Regions from separate parts of the Homo sapiens genome. Here region 2 is linked to region 1. The links are chromatin loops, found by intact Hi-C in ENCODE. Cell type or tissue: heart right ventricle. All regions are shown on one strand. Each heading gives the region's core, and the rest is flanking DNA. Links, peaks and the distances in the headings are about the cores only.

Region 1 (9,620 bases), core at 1,055-9,054:
TATTATTATCCCATTTACAGATGAGGAAACTGAAGCCTAGAGAGGCAAGGTAACTTGCCCTAGGTTATGCACCTAGGAAGCTATGAGGCCTGCGTTCCAACCCAGGTCAAAAGACTCCAAGGCTGGCAACCTCTGTTTCACTGCTGCCTCTGGACTGCTTGCAGGGACCAGTTATGAAACATATTTCTCATTGTGGAAGGGTTGGGCAACAATTTATTTAAAAGTGCAGTGCATTTATAAGTATCAAAGAAAGTACCAATATGGCCTTAAAGATTCAGATGATAAAAAGTTATCTGTTTTTTAAGAAAATGAGGCCGGGTGCGGTGGCTCACGCCTATAATCCCAGCACTTTGGGAGGCCACTTTGGTGGATTGCTTGAGGCCAGGAGTTTGAGACTAGCCTGGCCAACATGGTGAAACCCGTCTCTACTAAAAATACAAAAATTAGCTGAGCATGGTGGCACACGCCTGTGATCTCAGTTACTCGGGAGGCTGAGACACGAGAATTGCTTGAACCAGCGAAGAGGAGGTTGCAGTGAGATTACACCACTTGCACTCCAGTCTGGGCGACAGAGCAAGACTCTGTCTCAAAAAAAAAAAAAAAAAGAAAATGAGAAACAAGACTAATATATACATATACACACGTATATAGACATGCTCATATCTATATACATACATGCACATATATATGCTTTCAGAATCTTCCTAAACAATACCAGGTCTTCAGTGATAGAGGACCTCAAAAGATCTTAGATTAGGTATTACTTTTAGCTGGGCATGGGAATGGGGATTCAGGAGTAACTTGGTTAACAAAATGAAAAATATAACCTGTCTTCTTTTTATGGTATTAACACTCTTCTGGCAGCAAATTAATTTTTTACTTAATAAGAAACAAAAAACCTACAGGCATGAATACAATTAATCTAACTGAATGTCAACAGACCTGAAAACTCACAAGATACCTAAAGACACCACTAAGAAAAACTTTCCAGGAGACTAAACTAGAACCAAGTGTACAAATAAACTCTAAAATTAAGTGCTTAAGCAATTTAAAAGGCATCTCTTTTTAGAGAGATTTGGGACATAAATTGTTCTGGGGCCAGGCACAGTGGCTCACACCTGTAATCCCAGCACTTTGGGAGGCCAAGGCAGGAGGATTGCTTGAGGCCAGGAGTTTTAGATCAGCCTGGGCAACATAACAAGGCCCTGTCTCTATGTATTTTATTTATAAAAAATTTTAAAAAACAACTTGTTCTGGTACCTAAAAAGCAAGTTCCTCTGCATTCATGAGTGCATCGGTTTCTTTTTCAGTAACCGACACTAAAGAGCAAAGGTAACTAGGAAAAATCTCTCTGGAGTTGTTAGAATTACCTGCATTCTGTGAATGTTGCTTATAAAAAACTAAAATGGAATTTTAATTCATAAGGCAATAAAATCTTAAAAATATACCAGATACCTGCAATAATAGTATTTTTAGATATCAATCTAATAAAGAAAGTAAGAAACCAACATTCAAACACTGACTATATATAAAGAACATTCATATGTTCTCTGATTTAATTCTTTCAACAATCCAAAGAGATTGATAATATCTTTTCCCCTCAACAGAGCAGCAAACAGAGGTTCAGAAAACAAGAATTCATTTAAGGTTATACAATTAATAAGGAAAAGAACTGAAATCTGTGGGCATTTTTATATTTTCCACTACTCCTTGCTTCAAAAGGATGGAAAAGAAAGAGGAAAGAGGAATGGACGGAAGGAAAGGAAAAGAACATTCTACAGCCAGATCTGGTAGTGACTCCATTAGCACTAAGATCCCCTAGACTGAAAATCAGATTAAACATAAAATCAGTCCTGAACTTGCCTTACCACCGAAGACTTCTTTTTGCGAAGCCATTTGCTGTACCACATTATTATTTTTAAACTTCTATTGAACAAAAAACAAAACAAAACCTCTCCCAGTTCTATCACTAGGATGTAATAACATGTGCACACAGGTGTGTGTGTTCCTTAAAATCCATAAGGAAAACTTGAAAGCAGCCAGAGCTGACCTCACACAGGTGGCATCTGTGTTGGACAGTAATAACCAAAAGAGTCTTGCTCGGCCCTTAATAACCCACGCAAAGAATCACTAAAAGTTACTAAAATACAGCCACTGGAAAACGACGAATGAACAAAGTGGTTAATGTTCCTTCCCAAAATTATAGCAAGGAAAACTCCACCACCTAATGAAAATCATTAAGAGAATTCAGAGGAGTTAACTGCAGGCAGGCGTGACTTCTCCCCCAGAAAGTAATCAGCTAATAAGCATTAATCATCTTGTGCACAGTCTGCGCATTTATAATAGGGTTTAATAAAGCCTTCAACAACAGGCCCAGAATTAATGAACGGCATCTTAGGTCTAACACAAAAGTATTCCTTAGCGGACGAAAATTAGCGCTTCTACTTCACATTTGCTGTCGTGTCCCCCATATATACGGGCTCGTATTCACTATCCCTGGAGGCTTTATCACGCGTGGTTTTTTTTAGCTTTTGTTCCTGAAAGCAGTTAACCTTCATCGATAACCTACCGTGTGCCGGGTGATCTCCAAACATCCCACTAGTTTTTTCTTTTTTTAGTTTCCCATGGGTAGTGGCAAAATTTTGAAGGCAATGCAACCAGGAAGATGGGAGCGAATATTTTCTCACGCCAACAGGGAGGCCAGTTTCCGGGAGAGGAACTCGGCGGCGTCTGGAGCTACCCAGGAAGAGCTTGCAGCCCCCAAGGGCAGCGCGTGCAGGCCAAGGGGGTCGGGTAGGGTTGAGCGGGTACTCACCGGGCAGAAGCGCGGCCCAAGTCCTCCTTACTTCTGCGTGTCAATCCCCCTTCCCCAATTTGCATCCTTACTGCAATCCAGTCTCCCCCGTACAACCGTCACGGATCTGCGCTCCGAGCACCGCCCCCCCCCGCAACCAGCCACCAACCCCCGGCAGGGACCACAGGCACACGCCTCCGTCGGAAAAGTTGGGCAGACACTTCAGAACTTTTCTTTCACTTTGGGGAGAAGGAGGGAGTTGGAGAAGTGGGGGCGAGGGGTGTTAAAGCACTGGGCCATTCTCTGCAACATCTCCCCGCGCCCCCCAACAAGTTGCCCCTCCTCGTGCACACAGCGAGGTGACAGCGCAGGGCACCAAACTGCTGAGGGAAGGAGATGCCTGCAGCCATCTCAGCGGGGCTGGCGGACGCGACCCGACAGTCACCGGAAAAACAGTGGTGTCGGTCTTCCCCATCACCTCCCCTCCCCATCCCACAATAAAGCGCACGGAAGATGTCTGGGAGTACCTGGCCCTGCCACAGGAGCTGGGGAGGAGAGCGATCTCACCCCCTCCATCCCTCCCGGCAGGTGGGCCGCGGTCAGATACGTTTGGCCCGCAAGTCCTTTTCGGACACGTTGGCATCTGCTCCCAAAGAGCGCCCCAGCAGGACCCGGTCACCGGGGTCTTCCAGAGGGGCGGTAGCCACCGCACAGGAGCCAGCGGCATCCCCCAAGGAGCCGCAAGCCCTACCTGGCTTAACCCCCGGACATGTGTGTCGCTACCGATCGAAGAACCCAAACACCCCGAGATTTCCCTCCTCTAGGCAGGTGAAAACCCCACGGAACTCTCCGCAGCGCTGCCTGCCCAGCCGGCCGTGTCTCGCCGTCCCCGAGGCCTCGGGGGCTCCCAGCACCTCCACCCAAATCCCACCTGTGCGGGCTCGGGAGTCCGAGGGCGCTGACAGCTGCTGCCGCCGCATCCCGGATCTCCAAAGTGCGGCGGGAGCGGCCAGGGAACCTGCAGGACACCGCCGGGCCAAGGGGCTTGGGAAGGTCTGGGGGCCCCCGGCGCCGCACCCCTGCTTACCTGGCGTTCGCTGGGCCCCGGCTGGGGCATCCGCCTGGTGCGCGCCGCTCGGAGCGCTCGCTGCGCACCTGGCCGCTGCCGCCGCCCGCCCGGCCCCAGCCCTGGCCGCCGCGCTAGCGCTGCATGGCGCACGGGGGCTGGCCGGGGGCCCGGGGAAGCGTGTCTAGTTGGCGGCGGCACCTCCGGCTCTCGCGGCTCGCTAGTGGCTCCCCCGCCTTTCCCCGCCCCGCGTCCGTGCACCCTTCCTCTGCAGCCGCCCTTTTGCCTCCGCTCCGCCGGACCGGCCAAACTGGTTTCTCCGCTCGGGGAGGTGCCTCTGGTTTCCCTCCAGCAGCCGCGGCCGCCGAGCCTCGCTGGGGCTGGGGCTGGGGCTGGAGGCGGGCTCGGCCTTCTCCCCTCCCTTTTTCCCTCCCTAGGGCGGAGAGGGGCTGGACTGCAAGCCCCGGGGCGGCCCGAGGCGGCCCAGGTCCAGCTCCTGCCCCACGCCCTCCGTGCGTCCTGGAGTCAGGTGGGCACCCCTTTCAGTCTTCCGAGCCCAGCCTACGAGCCCTTGCCTCGCCCAGCCTGAGACCCAGTTGCTGCGGCTGCTCTTAGCTCCCCGGGGGCCGCACTCGCCACCACACCTCTCCAGCCCAGCGTCACTTTCCCGCTGCCCTTGGCTGGCTTGGCCGTCACCCCGGGTCGAGGACTGAGCCAGCCTGGAAAGCTGGCGGGGCCGCGGCGCGCCCGGGACCTGAGCTCCCTCGGTAAGGGGAGCTGTGTCCTCTTGATGCCAAGTCATGTTTGGGGACCGGTCACCGAATGCGCGTCAAAGTTCGCCGCGTGGAGGGTGAAGAAAGAGGCTGCGCCTCAAGACTTCCAGAAACGTATCCTGTGATTGCAGCCAGCAGGCTTTCTGCCGAGTCCAAACGCTATCGAGTTTTTTTGGGTTTGGAGTCAAAAGGAGTTAAGGTGCGGCCCGTGAACCACGCGGTGTAGGTGGAAATTTTGGACTCAGCGCCTCGTTGCTGGCTGGTGTCTGAGCGGGTGAATCGTGCCTCCCTGGCAGTATAGACATTACCCTCCTTCTTGAGTAGACTTTTGCCGCTCCCCGACTATGGACCGAGTCGTTGGGATAAGAATGGAGGAAAATCAAAGATCAGAGTTTGCTTAAAATGCAGTAGGGGAGCCAGGACTCCCACACGATTCCCAGTCACCTAGAGGCTCACATCTATGCCCAAGAGTCCAGACTCCCAACTGGGTCATCACAGAGGCTTCCTACAGGAGGCCGTGCTTGATGGGACTCAAAGATCCACAGCTTTAAGGATCAGAGTTGTGTAGAGAGGGTATTCAACGGGTGGCCAACTGGTAGAATCTTGTCTGATACCAACCCCGAGGCTGCTCTAGGCTTCTTTTTCATGAGTCAAACTTGATCTCTGACTAGGTGCTGGTCAGTCACTCAATCTATCCAGGCCTCAGTTTCCTCATTTGTAAAATGAGATTGGACCAGATGGTCTCTTCCAGCACTTATATTCTGAAGCTAACGACAGAACAAAGGTACCGATGCAAGAGAACATAGGGCCTGTTGGTGACACTGGTTGATCTAAGACATTTAGACTTGTTTTTGGTAGCACCTGCAAACCGTTGACAATTTAGGACCGAGCATGAGCATGATCAAGGTTGTGTTTTAGGGAAAATAATAGGGAGATAGTCTAGAGAGGATAAAACTGAAGATGGGAGAATCACTTGAGAGGCTGGGACAGCGACATACGGAGGAGTTGCCAGGGGAAGTAAAAAGGAGGAAATTCAAGGGACACCACAGAAGAGAGATAGGGCACGAAGTGGCCACAACCTGCAACTGACTGGGAGAGGGGAGCAATGGAAGGTGAGCCAGGTTCTCAAGACTGGGTTATGGCATGCAAGGAGCAGCAGACTCCAAAGGAGGGAAGCCGTTTAGGAAGACTCTGCCCCTATCTGGATAAATGCCAGCAAACCTAGGAATCAAGAGGGGATTCCAGACTAAAGGGGGCACCCCCTCCTTGCAGATCCACTACCAAGTGCTCAACCTGTCCAAGAAAATGTTACATAGAAGAGACTAAACAAGGACGCATCCAATCTACACCTGTACCTAGATCTGATCAATACCATTCTGATGTCTGCATTTATTTACTTGTTTATTTATTTATAGAGACAGGGTTGGGTTTCACTATGTTGCCCAGGCTTGTCTTGAACTCCCCAGTTCAAGCGGTCCACCTGCCTCAGCCCCCCAAGGTGCTGGGATTACAGTCATGAGCCACCACCTGTACTAAAAATACAAAAATTAGCCAAGCATGGTGGCGGGCGCCTGTGGTCCCAGCTACTCAAGAGGCTGAAGCAGGAGAATCAATTGAACCTGGGAGACTGAGGTGGCAGGCAGTGAGCCGAGACTGTGCCACTGCGCTTCAGCCTGGGCAACAGAGCGAGGCTCTGTCTCAAAATAAAATAATATTCTTTCATTCAACAAAGATTTGAGTGTGAGTGCCTACTGTGTGTCAGGCAGTTTTCTAGTTGCTTGGGTACATCTATGAGCCAATCAAATATCTTTTTTTTTTTTTTTTTTTAGACAGAGGCTCGCTCTGTTGCACAGGCTGGAGTGCAGTGGTGTGATCTCGGCTCACTGCAACCTCCACCTCCTGGGTTCCAGCAATTCTCCTGCCGCAGCCTCCCGAGTAGCTGGGGTTACAGGCACAGCCACCAGGCCAGGCTAATTTTTGTATTTTTAGTAGAGACAGGTTTCACCATGTTGGTCAGGCTGGTCGTGAACTCGTGACCTCATGATCCACCCACCTCAGCCTCCCAAAGTGCTGGGATTATAGGCGTGAGCCACTGCACTCGGCAAGTATCTTAAAAGGTGGCAAATGCTTTGAAAAAATAGAACAGGCTGGACTGGGAGAAGGCCCCTGAAGGAGCTGCCTTTTGGAGTGCTGTAAAAGTTATATTTCTTGATCTGAATGATAATTATACGAGTAGACGCATATGCAAGAATTCATTGACCTGTATGCTTAAGATTTATACATTAAAAAATAATAGACCAGGCACGATGGCTCACACCTGTAATCCCAGCACTTTGGGAGATCAAGGCAGGTGGATCATGAGGTCAGGAGTTCAAGATCAGCATGGCCAAGATGGTGAAACCCTGTCTCTACTAAAAATACAAAAAATTAGCCAGGCGTGATGGTGGGCATCTGTAATCCCAGCTACTGAGGAGGCTGAGGCAGATAATTGCTTGAACCCTGAAGGCAGAGGTTGCAGTGAGCTGAGATTGCCCCACTGCACTCCAGCCTGGGCAACAGAGCGAATAATAATACTACTACTAATAATAATTGAGCAGGATTAAGAGATTAGGATTTGGAGGATGAGTCACAATTTTAAATAATGTGGTCAGGGTAGGCTTCTTGAAAAGCTGCATTTGAAAAATGACTTGCAAGAAGGTAGAGTTTCATCTTTGATGAGACAAATCCTTTGAAAACCCATTTTGCATGGAACCCACCAGATGGAGGCATGTTAAAACCTTATCCTAGGCGCAGTGCCTCACGCCTATAATCCCAGCACTTTGCGAGGCTGAGGCCAGTGGATTGCTCGAGCCTAGGAGTTCGAGACCAGCCTGGGAAACATGGTGAAATCCCATCTCTACAAAAAATACAAAATAAAATTAGCTGGGTGTGGTGGCCCGCACCTGTAGTCCCAGCTACTCAGGAGGCTGGGGTGGGAGGATCCTTTGAGCCCAGGAAGTGAAGGCTGCAGTGAGCTGTGATTGCACCACTGCACTCAAGCCTGGGTGACAGGGCAAGACACTGTCTCCAAAAAAAAAATTAAAAAAAAAAACAAAACCAAAACAAAACACCCACACCCACACAACTCCACAACCTTATCCTAGAACACTTCCCCTATGTAAGTCTTCCTCATCTTAGGAAGGAGGTTCTCAGAGTGCATCAGCTGGTGTTGCTGATGAAGGAATTAGCTCACCTGGAAACCGACCTTGTCCTTTCTGAAAGAACCATGCCAAATTTTGGGGTGCCTTGTCAGGGCAATCACTGGAAGTGTCTCACATGCAACAATTTTAAAATGCATCTTACATGAGTCACTGAGAGATGACTTCTTTGTCCTGGCAGAGCCCTGATTCCACCAGCCTTGGCAGCCCTTTCTCAGCATTCTCAGATGGGATTGAATAAACACTCTGGTTTTATTTAGAAGTCACTCTCATTTAGTAACCAACGAGCTGCTGGGGGAAATCACGAAATGTAACAGAAATGGCCATTTCTTTTTATGTTTTATTTTTTATTATTTTTTTGAGACAGGGTCTCACTCTGGCACCCAGGCCAGAGTGCAGTGGTGACCATTGCTCACTGCAGCCATTGTGCCCAGAAATAGCCATTTCTAAAAGAGGGTAACAATGATTTTCAACTTTTGTAGTTCATAATTTCCTCTGTTTCTTTTTTCCCCCCTTTTCTTGGCAGCAGTCTTATGTACATTTGCATGATGTGGGTAGGAAAGCCAGGGAGGTTGCCAAGAGAGCTAGCTCAGTTTTACTGAAAATTTATTTCCTGGAATTTTTTTTTTTACAAGATAAGATAAGTGATAAAAGATATGTTTAAATGGAGGTGATACTGCTTGTATTCAGTTCTTTGCTAAGCCCAGTGGTCGTTTAAGCTAAAGCATTTAATGCCAATGGAAAGACTCATGCTGCACTAGGTGCTATTGTAACCCATGCTTGGCAGTCAAGATTAACTCAGTTGAAAGTTCTTCACAGTCATTATCCAGACCAGATCCAGAATTTTAAATCTGATAAGACACCTCTTATGTGAATCTGTCCTAGCAATAAGTGACATTAGAATTTTCAAATATCTGCCCCACATCCTTCGAAATGGCTTTTAAAACAACAAATACAGATGATATATTCTATTTTCTCTGGCACAATGAGTTTTCCAACATTCCTTCTAAGTTACAAGGCTTTCCACTTCCTTTACTACTTAATGACTTCTTTTTTTCTGACTAACATTTTAAAATAAGAAATTAGATTGCAAAAGAAATATTAAACATCAAGTAACTAAATGTGTCTCAATGATTTTGGCAATCACACAGACTTAACATGCATAAAATGTTACAGGAGGAATTATTCATGTTATTAAAATTCACTTCCCTTTCTTTTGTATTCATAAGCATGCAAATGTGTAGGATTGTCTACCATTCTTTTCTACAAGGAAGAGATTTTAATAAACCACTTACTGTATTTCTCTATGGAAATGTAATAAACATTACCTGATGTTGATAATGTAACACCAGTTAAACTTAATGAGTAAAATTAATACAGACAGTTCATGAATAATTTTCCAAAATAACTTGCGATTGTTGTTAGTATATGTCGCCATGTGTTCCTGTAGTTGTAGGAAGTTTGTATGTATTATCTTAGGCTCTGTTCTCATCATTTTCCATTGTGTCATGAAAACACATTTACCTTTTGGACTTTATCCCTCTTCCTTCCTGACCTGCACCCTAAATGTGGCTAATTCCAGGTTGCTGTGAATAGAAGTTTACTAGATTTTTTTTTTTTTTTTGAGACAGTCTCACTCTGTCGACAGGCTGGAGTGCAGTGGCGCGATCTCAGCTTGCTGCAATCTCCACCTCCCAGGCTCAAGTGATTCTCCTGCCTCAGCCTCCCAAGTAGCTGGGATTACAGGCACGCACAACTACGCCCAGCTAGTTTTTGTATTTTTTTGTAGA
Region 2 (9,620 bases), core at 980-8,979, 92 kb before region 1:
GGAGGCTGAGGCAGGAAAATTGTTTGAACCCGGGAGGTGGAGGTTGCAGTGAGCTGAGATTGCGCCACTGCACTCTAGCCTGGGCGACAGAGCAAGACTCCATCTCAAAAAAACAAACAGAAAAGAAAAGAAAAGAGAATGAGGAAGCACCTCTTTGGCACCAAGTTCTCCATGAACATGCATGCTGGATGAAGCTCCCTTGAGTGACGCACATAATGGAGAGAACTAGGTGTTGATGAATCCCCACCAAATTGGCAGAGAAGAGAAATTAACAATGAGTGTGGCACAACTATTTTTGGAGATGGGAATATATTAAAAGACACTTGAAAGTAAAAAATTACAAAAATATCAGTCTTAACAACTATAATAATAAAGATTGTGTGATCTCGGCTCACTGCAACCTCTGCCTCCCGGGTTCAAGTGATTCTTCTGCCTCAGCCTCCTGAGTAGCTGGGATTACAGGTGCCTGCCACCACACCCGGCTAATTTTTGTATTTTTAGTAGAGACGGGGTTTCACCATATTGGCCAGTCTGGTCTTGAACTTCTGACCTGGTGATCCACCAGCCTTGGCCTCCCAAAGTCCTGGGATTACAGGCGTGAGCCACTGTGCCTGGCAAAATGATGTATTTTCTAGACTCCTACTCCAAAGGAAATATAGACAATATGGCAAGAGTAACAAGTGTAGGCCGAGCATGGTGGCTCATGCCTGTAATCCTAGCACTTTGGGAGGCCGAGGTGGATGGATCACTTGAGGTCAGGAGTTCAAAACCAGCCTGGCCAACATGGTGAAACCCCGTCTCTACTAAAAACACAAAAAAGTAATGGGGCATGGTGGTGCATGCCTGTAATCCCAGCTACTCAGGAGGCTGAGGCAGGAGAATCTCTTGAACCTGGGAGGCAGAGGTTGCAGTGAGCCGAGATAGTGCCACTGCACTCCAGCCTGGGCGACAGACGGAAACTCTGTCTCAAAAAAAAAAAAAAAAAAAAAAAGTAACAAGTGTAGACTATTGAGGAATGCAAATAATTAACCTGATTGCTTTTTTAAAGCCACAATATCACTATTGAACATTTTTCTCGCATCATTTTGGCTGCCTTTCATCGGGTAATCATAACAGTTGTGTTATTACAAATGAAAATGTTCCTGGTATCTTTGTAGCTCAAGTGCAATCTTATCAAAAGGGAAAATAAAAATGGAAATATAAAGCCACTCATAAGCACTGTAATCACATAGGCAATCAGAACAGCTCATTCCACTCAAAAAGGCGTTCTCAAAGTAGGTAGATAAGACCTTACATAAGGTACTCTTGAATCCATTCTATTTGGTGGTAATTTGCAAATGCATGTGCTTTTAATGGTTTACTTTAGCACACAGATGACTTGTGACACATCCCCACCACCAGGGTTCTAGAACACTGTTCAGAACCACTGTTACGCATTTCAGGAAGGCTGAGAAGAAAAACAGACAAGATTTCTCAAGAAGACAGAAAAGGCCAATAAGGGATTTTTAAAAAGTCAATTTTAGAAATAACTCAAGTGGAAAGAAGAAACTGCCCTGTTAAGGAGCTGGACATAATGATCTTTCCCAGTCCACTTCTGGTCCATCCCCCTTGTGGCTCTATAAATTTGCTTCATAATTAAGCCACCAGCTGGTGGTGGCTCTGTCTGGTCCCAGCACTATACCCTCATCCCTGGCCAATTTTGATTTGGATGATTCAGACAGAGAGGGTGGCATCAGACCTCGAGTAGGTGCAGTGAGGGGTTACCAGAAATGACCTTGATCTCTTAATTTTACACTTCTGCCAATACTGTGGGGAGCCTGGAGAAAGTAACCAGTATGTCTTTGTCTGCAATTGAACCGCAAACACGTTTTTACTCAATTTTAGAAATCTGACTGCAGTCAAGTAATCAATAACCCTATTTCCAGTTAAAGATCCTTGTTTGGCCTAATTCAGACAAATCAGGGGACAAACAAATTGATGTCTACTCTTTATTCATCTATGAGTTTAGGCTAATTGCTTGAGCTGTATTTCAATGAGATACCATGAAAATATGAAAACAGAGCTCCATGGACAGACACACTTGCAGAAGACAGCACCTTGCAACCCTCTCTTGGAAGTTCGGTGGATTTGCTTGTACATTAAAGGCTGTGAGAAGTCCTGTAGTAAATAAACTGATTTTATTTTATAAGTTAAATGTTTAAAATGCTTTAATATTTAAAATAGCTTTTCCAAAATTAATATAATCATAGGCACTTTTTAAAAAATCACAGAACACTTATTAACATCAGTTAAGAAGTGCTGCACTGATACACATGCCTTTAGGAAGGGCAGCAAAACAGCACGTGGAGGAATTGACCTTTTTGAGCAAATATTTATTTTAAGTGTCTGCTTGGAACAGAGAACTTTACTGGACACTTGAACTACAAAGATAATTTACAGAAAGAGTAAGCATCTTGCCCCATTTTCTTTTTTTGTCCTTTTTTCTTTCTTTTTTCATTTTTTTTTTGTTTGAGACAGTCTTGTTCTGTCATCCAGGGTGGAGTGCAGTGGTGCGATCTCAGCTCACTGCAGCCTCTGCCTCCCAGGTTCAAGCAGTTCTCCTATCTCAGCCTCCCGAGTAGCTGGGACTACAGGTGCACACCACCACGCCCGGCTAATTTTTGTATTTTTAGTAGAGACAGGGTTTCACCATATTGATCAGGCTGTTCTCAAACTCCTAACCTCAGGTGGTCCACCTGCCTCGACCTCCCAAAGTGCTGGGATTACAGGCTTGAGTCACCATGCCTGGCCACTTTTTCTTTTCTTTTCTTTTTTTTTTTTTTTAAGAGACGGAGTCTCACTATGTTGCCCAGTGCCTAGGCTGGCCTCAAATTCCTGGGCTCAAGTGATCCTCCTGCCTCAGCCTTCAGAGTAGCTGGGATTACAGGCATGCACCACACTGTGCCTGGCTCATCTCATTTTCTAGAATGGATATATTGACAAAGAAAAGAGAAGAAATAAGAAATGCAAAAAATGCACCTTCACCATATGGCCCTTTAGCTAAAAGCTACAAAGCTAACAAGGGTGTGCCATCAGAACTATCCATGTACATGTACAGAGATGATTTTAACAGCTGCCATGTGACATGTGGCTTAAAGTCACCCTGAGTCTACTAAATGGTTGTGTTGTCAATATATCTAAATATGGCTACGTGCTCTCCAGAGTGTTCCCATGATCACCACGTCCTTTGATCAGTGCCATCTGGAAGAGCAGATGAGTGCAGCCCTCCTCTCATCCTCTCTGTGCTGGCTCCGAACGCTTGCTTACAGACCCACCAACAACCAAGAAGCTGCACTGGTTGGTACACACTGCAGCAAACAAGGAAAACAAGTAGATAAAAAGTCCAACATCAAAAAGAAAAAAAAACCATAGAAACAATTGAAGAGAGAATGGCTAAAGGACATGAAAAGACAGTTCATACAAAGGGAAATTCAATGCTGTTCTCGCTGAGGCTGGAGTCCAATGATGCGATCTCAGCTCACTGCAACTTCCGTCTCCTGGGTTCAAGAGATTCTCCTGCCTCACTCTCCTGAGTAGCTGGGGTTACAGGCGCCCACCATCATGCCCGGCTAATTTTTGTATTTTTAGTAGAGACCGGGTTTCATCATGTTGGCCAGACTGGTCTTGAACTCCTGACCTCAGGTGATCTGCCCACCTCGGCCTCCCAAAGTGCCGGGATAATGGGCATGAGCCACTGTACCTGGCCTCAAATGGCTCTTAAACCTGTGAGAAGATATTTGGGTTCCTAAAAGAGAAATGCAATTCTTCACTGAGATAGTAGTTTTTATCCTATAATAGCAAAACATTGGCACATGGTAATGCTTGGGATGACATTCTAGGTTCAAAAGAGAGCAGAGAAACAGACACTCTGAGGTAGCCTTTATGGAGAGTAATTTGGCCAGATCTCAAAATTTAACACACACATGCACTGACCAAATAATCACACTTCTAGGAAATATCCCCCATGTACCTACTGCAGGGATTTTCAATGCAGCCCTATTTATCAGAACGACTAGAAACAACCCAAATGCCTACTGGGAACAGCCAGTTAAACACGATTACAATGATAGCCTATGCAGTCAGCAAAAAAAGAATGAGGTGACCCCATAAATATGGTAGGAATTACCTCCAAATTACACTGTTAAGAGACAAAAGCAGAAGGGTATCTACCATCTTGTGCTTTCAGCTGTGTGATGCATAGAATTCATACACAATATGAATGCATATATGTACACACACGTGCACATCTGTTTCTGCATATGTGTATGGGTATATGAGGAAGCAAGTTTGCAAGCATTCTTTGCGCATACAAACGTGTATCTCTCTGGAAGGACATATTTTGAGAAACTGGTAACCGTAATTTCTTTTTGTCATTTTTTTAAAAGACAAAGTCTCACTGTGGCACCTGGGCTGGAGTGCAGTGGCATGCTCATAGCTCACTGCAGCCTCTGAACTCCTGGGCTCAAGTGATCCTCCCACCTCAACTTCTGGAGTAGCTGAGACTAAAGTGCACGCCATCGTACCTAATTTTTAAATTTTTTTGTAAAGATGAGGTCTTGCTTTGCAGACCAGGCTGGTCTTGAACTGCTGCCCACAAGCTATCCTCCTGCCTTGGCCTCCCAGAGTGCCGGGATTACAGGTGTGAGCCACCGTGCCCAGACCAGCAGTATTTTTTTTGGAAAGGAAACTGCATGACTGAGGGACAGGAGAGGCAGGAAGGAAAACTTCATTTTCATTCTGGACCCTTTTCTAATTGGATCATTTACATGTATTACTGTTTTAAAGCAATGTTTGTGATTCCTCTCCTTCCCTCTATTGGCATATATATATATATATATATGGCGAATATGGAGAGGAGCAAGGTGGCCAAATAGAAGCTCGCACGAATTGTAATTCCCATAGGAACATCAAATTTAACAACTATCTACAAACAAAAAAGCACCTTTATAAAAACCAAAAAATCAGGCACTCACAGTACCTGGTTTTAACTTTATATTGCTGAAAAAGGACTGAAGAGGGTAGGAAAAATAGTCTTGAATTGCCAATGCCACCCCTCCCCCAGCCCCAGCACCAGATGTGTGGCATGGAGAGAAAATCTGTACGCTTGGGAGAGGGACAGTGCAGCGATTGTGAGGCTTTGCACTGAACTCAGTGCTGCCCTGTTACAGACAGTAGAAAGCAAAAGCAGGCTGAACTCAGCTGATGCCAGACCATAGAGGGAGCATTTAGACCAGCCCTAGCCAGAGGGGAATCTCCTGTACCTTGGTCAGAACTTGAATTCTGGCAAACCTCGTCACCGAGGGCCAAAGTGCCCTGGGGCTCTAAATAAAATTGAAAGGCAGTGTAGGCCCCATGAACTACAACTCTTAGGCAAGTCCTAGTGCTGAGCTGGACTTGGAGCCAGTTGACTTAGCAGGCACATGACCTACTGAGACACCAGCCAGAGCAGCTAGTGGAATGCTTGCTCGGCCCCTCCCCGCCAACCTCACTGCTCCAAAAGAGACCTCTTCCTTCTGCTTGAGGAGATGAGAGGGAGGAGTAAAGAGAACTTTGTCTTGCATCTTGGATACCAGCTCAGCCACAGTAGGATAGGGCACCAGGCAGGGTCATGAGGCTGTTTCAGGCCCTAGTTCCCAGACAACATTTCTAGACAATCCTGGATCAGAAGGGAGCCTGCTGCCTTGCAGGGCAAGGACCCAGCTCTGGCAGGATCCATCACCTGCTGATGAAAGAGCCCTTGAGCCCTGAATAAACAGTAGTGATACCCAGTTAATATCCAAGGCTGTGGGCCTTAATTGAGGCTAAGATATTCTGGCTTTAGTTGTGACCCAGCACATTCCCAGCTGTGGTGGCCATGGTGAGAGATTCCTTCCGCTTGAGAAAAGCAGAAGGAAAATTAAAGGGTGCTTTGTCTTGCTCTTGATCTTTCTCTTTCTTTCTTTCTTTCTTTCTTTCTTTCTTTCTTTCTTTCCTTCCTTCCTTCCTTCCTTCCTTCCTTCCTTCCTTCCTTCCTTCTTTCTTTCTTTCTTTCTTTCTCTTTCTTTCTTTCTTTTTTCTTTCTCTCTCTCTCTCTTTCTTTCTTTTCAGAGATAGAGTCTTGCTATTTTGCCCAGGCTGGAGTGCAATGGTGTCATCTCAGCTCACTGCAACCTGTGCCTCCTGGGTTCAAGCAATTCTCATGCCTCAGCCTCCTGAGTAGCTGGGATTACAGGCATGTACCACCATGCCCAGCTAATTTTTAAAAATTTTTTATTTTATTTTATTTTATTTTATTTTATTTGAGATGGTTTCTCACTCTGTCACCCAGGATGGAGTGCAGTGGTGCGATCTCAGCTCACTGCAACCTCCACCTACCGGGTTCAAGCAATTCTCCTGCCTCAGCCTCCCGAGTAGCTGGGATTAGAGGTGTGTGCCACCATGCTTGGCTAATTTTGTATTTTTAGTAGAGATGGGGTTGCACCATGTTGGTCAGGCCAGTCTTGAACTCCTGACCTCAAGTGTTCCACCCACCTTGACCTCCCAACATGCTGGGATTACAGGAGTGAGCCACCGCGCCCGGCCTAATTTTTTTTATTTTTAGTAGAGACAGGGTTTCGCCATGTTGGCCAGGCTGGTCTCTAACTCCTGGCCTCAAGTGATCTGCCCGCCTCAGCCTCCCAAAGTGCTGGGATTACAGGCATGAGACACTGCGCCCAGCCTGCCTTGCACTTGCTACCACCTTGGCCACAGTGGGGTAAAGCAACAAATAGAGACCCCTCTTGGGGTCCCTGAGTCTAGGCCTTAGGTTCTTGGATGACATCTCTGGACTTGCTTTTTGCCAGAGGGGAGCTCACTGCCCTGAAGGGTGACTGAAAGGATTTACCACAAGCTGACTGAAGAGGCCATAGGCCTTTACCGAACATCAGCAGTAACCTGGCAGCACTCCTCATAGGCCTGTGGTGGTGGTGGACATGGGGAGAGGCCCCTGAGCCTGTGGAAAGGGCAGAATAGTGGAAAGGACTGGCTAATGGTTTGAGTGCCAGCTCAGCCACAGTAGAATAGATAGGACACCAAGCAGATTTCTAAGGTTTTGGACTCCAGTCCATGGCTCCCAGATGGCATCTCTGGATCTGGCTGCAGCCTGGGGGAACTCACTGGCTTGAAGCTAGCCTGGCTGGCTTCACAACAGGGCATTGAGGGAACATAGGCAGCCAGATCATGGTTACAGTGGGCCATGGCGAGACCCAGTGTGGTGCCAGCTTCATGTCTGACCCAGTACATTCTCAGTGGTGATGGCCATATTGGTGCTTGTATCTCCACCCCCCTAGCTCTGGGTGGCCCAGAACAGAGGGAGAGAGAGAAGGAGAAAGGGAGAGGAGGGAGGGGGGAAGGGGGAGAGAGAAAGAGCAAAAAAAGAGAGAGAGAGAGATTGATTCTGTTTGGGAGAAAGTAAGCAACAAGAACAAGAGTGTGGGCTTGATAATCCAGATAATTCTTCCAGATAGTCTGCAAGAAATGCAGCGTTATTGAGCTTGGGATGCCCCCTAATGCAGATATGGGTTCAATCATAATATCCAAGTTCTTTTGAATACCTGGAAATCCTTCCCAAGAAGGATGGGTATAAACAAGCCCAGACTGTGAGAGCTACAATAAATATCTAACTCTTCAATGCCCAGACATTGATGAACATCCACAAGCATCAAGAACATCCAGGAAAACATGACTTCACCAAACAAACTAAATAAGACACCAGGGGCCAAACCTGCAGAAACAAAACTATATGACCTTTCAGACAGAAAATTCAAAATTGCCATTTTGAGGAAACTCAAAGAAATTCAAGATAGCACAGAGAAGACATTCAGAACTCTATCAGATAAACTTAACAAAGAGGAAACTCAAAGAAATTCAAGACAACACAGAAAAAGTTTAGAATTCTATCAGATAAATGTAACAGAGATTGAAATAATTAAAAAGAGTCAAGCTGAAATTCCGGAGTTGAAAAATGCAACCGACATACTGAAGAATGCATCAGAGACTTTTAATACCAGGATTGAATAAGTGGAACAAAGAATTAGTGAGCTGGAAGGTAAGCTATTGGAAAATATGGTCAGAGGAGACAGAAGAAAAAAGAATAAAAAAGAAAGAAGTACACCTACAAGATCTAGAAAATAGACTTAAAAAAGCAAATCTAAGAGTTATTGGCATTAAAGTGGAGGTAGAGAAAGAGACAGGGGTAGAAAGTTTATTCAAAGGATAATAACAGAGAACTTCCCAAACCTAGAGGAAGATATCAATATCCAAGAACAAGAAGGTTGTAGAACACCAAGCAGATTAACCCAAAGAAGACTACCTCAGGCATTTAGTAATCAAATTCCTAAAAGTCAAGGATAAAAGGAAGGATCCTAAAAGCAGCAAAAGAAAAGAAACAAATAAAATACAATGGCACTCCAATACGTCTGGCAGCAGACTTTTCAGTGGAAACCTTATAGGCCAGGAGAGAGTGGCATGACATATTTAAAGTGCTGAAGGAAAATATATTCAAGCATAAAGGAGAAATGAAGACCTTCCCAGACAAACAAAAGCTGAGGGATTTCATCAACACTAGACCTGTCCTACAGGAAATGCTAAACAGAGTACATTAATCAGAAAGTAAACGATGTTAGTGAGCAATAAGAAATCACCTGAAGGCACAAAACTCACTGGTAACAGTTAAGTATACAGAAAAACCCAGAATAGTATAACACTGTGACTGTGACATGTAAACTACTCTTCAGTAAAATGACTAAAAGATTAACTGATAAAAAATAGTGACTAGAACAACTTTTCAAGACATAGTACAATAAGATATAAATAGAAACAATAAAAAGTTAAAAAGCAGAGGGAGGAAGTTAAAGTGTAGAGTTTATTAGTTTTCTTTTAGCTTAAAATAATGAGTTATTAGACAGTACTTACAAGCCTCATGGTAACCTCAAATCAAAAAACATACAATGGATATATACAAAATAAAAAGCAGGAAATTAAAGCACACCACAAGAGAAAACCACCTTCACTAAAAGGCAGAAGGGAAGGGAGGAAAGAAGGAAGAGAAGACCACAAAGCCACCGGAAAACATAACAAAATGGCAAGAGTAAGTCCTTACTTATCAATATAACATCGAATGTAAATGGGCTAAACTGTCAATCAAAAGATATAGAGTGGCTGAATAGATTTAAAAAAAAAAAAGACCCAGTGATCTGTTGCCTACAACAGACACTCCACCTGGACTGAAAATGAAGGGATTGAAGAAGATATTCCATGCCAATGGAAAGCAAAAAAGAACAGGATACCTATATTTATATCAGACAAAATAGATTTCAAGACAAAACTATAAGAAGAGACAAAGTCACTATATAATGATAAAGAGGTCAGTTCAGCAAGAGGATATAATAGTTTTAAATATTTATCCACCTTACACTGGAGCACCCAGATATATAAAGCAAATATTACTAGAGCTAAAGAGAGTGATAGACCCCAGTAAAATAATAGCTGGAGACATCAACACTACACTTTCAGCACTGGACAGATCTTCCAGACAGAAAATCAACAAAGAAACATGGGACTTA

What was found. A loop is a pair of places that touch in the nucleus more often than their neighbours do. Peaks named below come from ENCODE experiments on the same cell type or tissue, not always from the same donor. Only the 100,000 strongest peaks of a DNase experiment are listed, where the experiment ranks them.
Region 2: a loop joins it to region 1, with 2.2 times the contacts of the local background. A loop is called at or near these places in 10 of 110 quality-filtered maps.

The regions. Positions count from the first base shown.
Region 1 is chr18:57,799,117-57,808,736 of GRCh38, forward strand. ATP8B1 (ATPase phospholipid transporting 8B1) reads right to left here and starts at 4,199. Exons shown (of 28, transcript NM_001374385.1): 1 at 3,882-4,199. RefSeq lists an enhancer at 3,819-4,456. In heart right ventricle, for the core only: no CTCF peak of the experiment used is centred there; DNase peaks (open chromatin) are centred at 2,995, 3,665, 4,355, 4,445 and 1 weaker place; H3K4me3 peaks cover 4,028 bases; H3K27ac peaks cover 8,000 bases.
Region 2 is chr18:57,707,190-57,716,809 of GRCh38, forward strand. The region is part of intron 2 of ATP8B1 (ATPase phospholipid transporting 8B1); the gene reads right to left. Among named protein-coding and RNA genes, the nearest start is that of ATP8B1-AS1, 82 kb to the left of the region's middle. RefSeq lists an enhancer at 5,966-6,468. In heart right ventricle, for the core only: no CTCF peak of the experiment used is centred there; a DNase peak (open chromatin) is centred at 5,452; H3K27ac peaks cover 1,871 bases.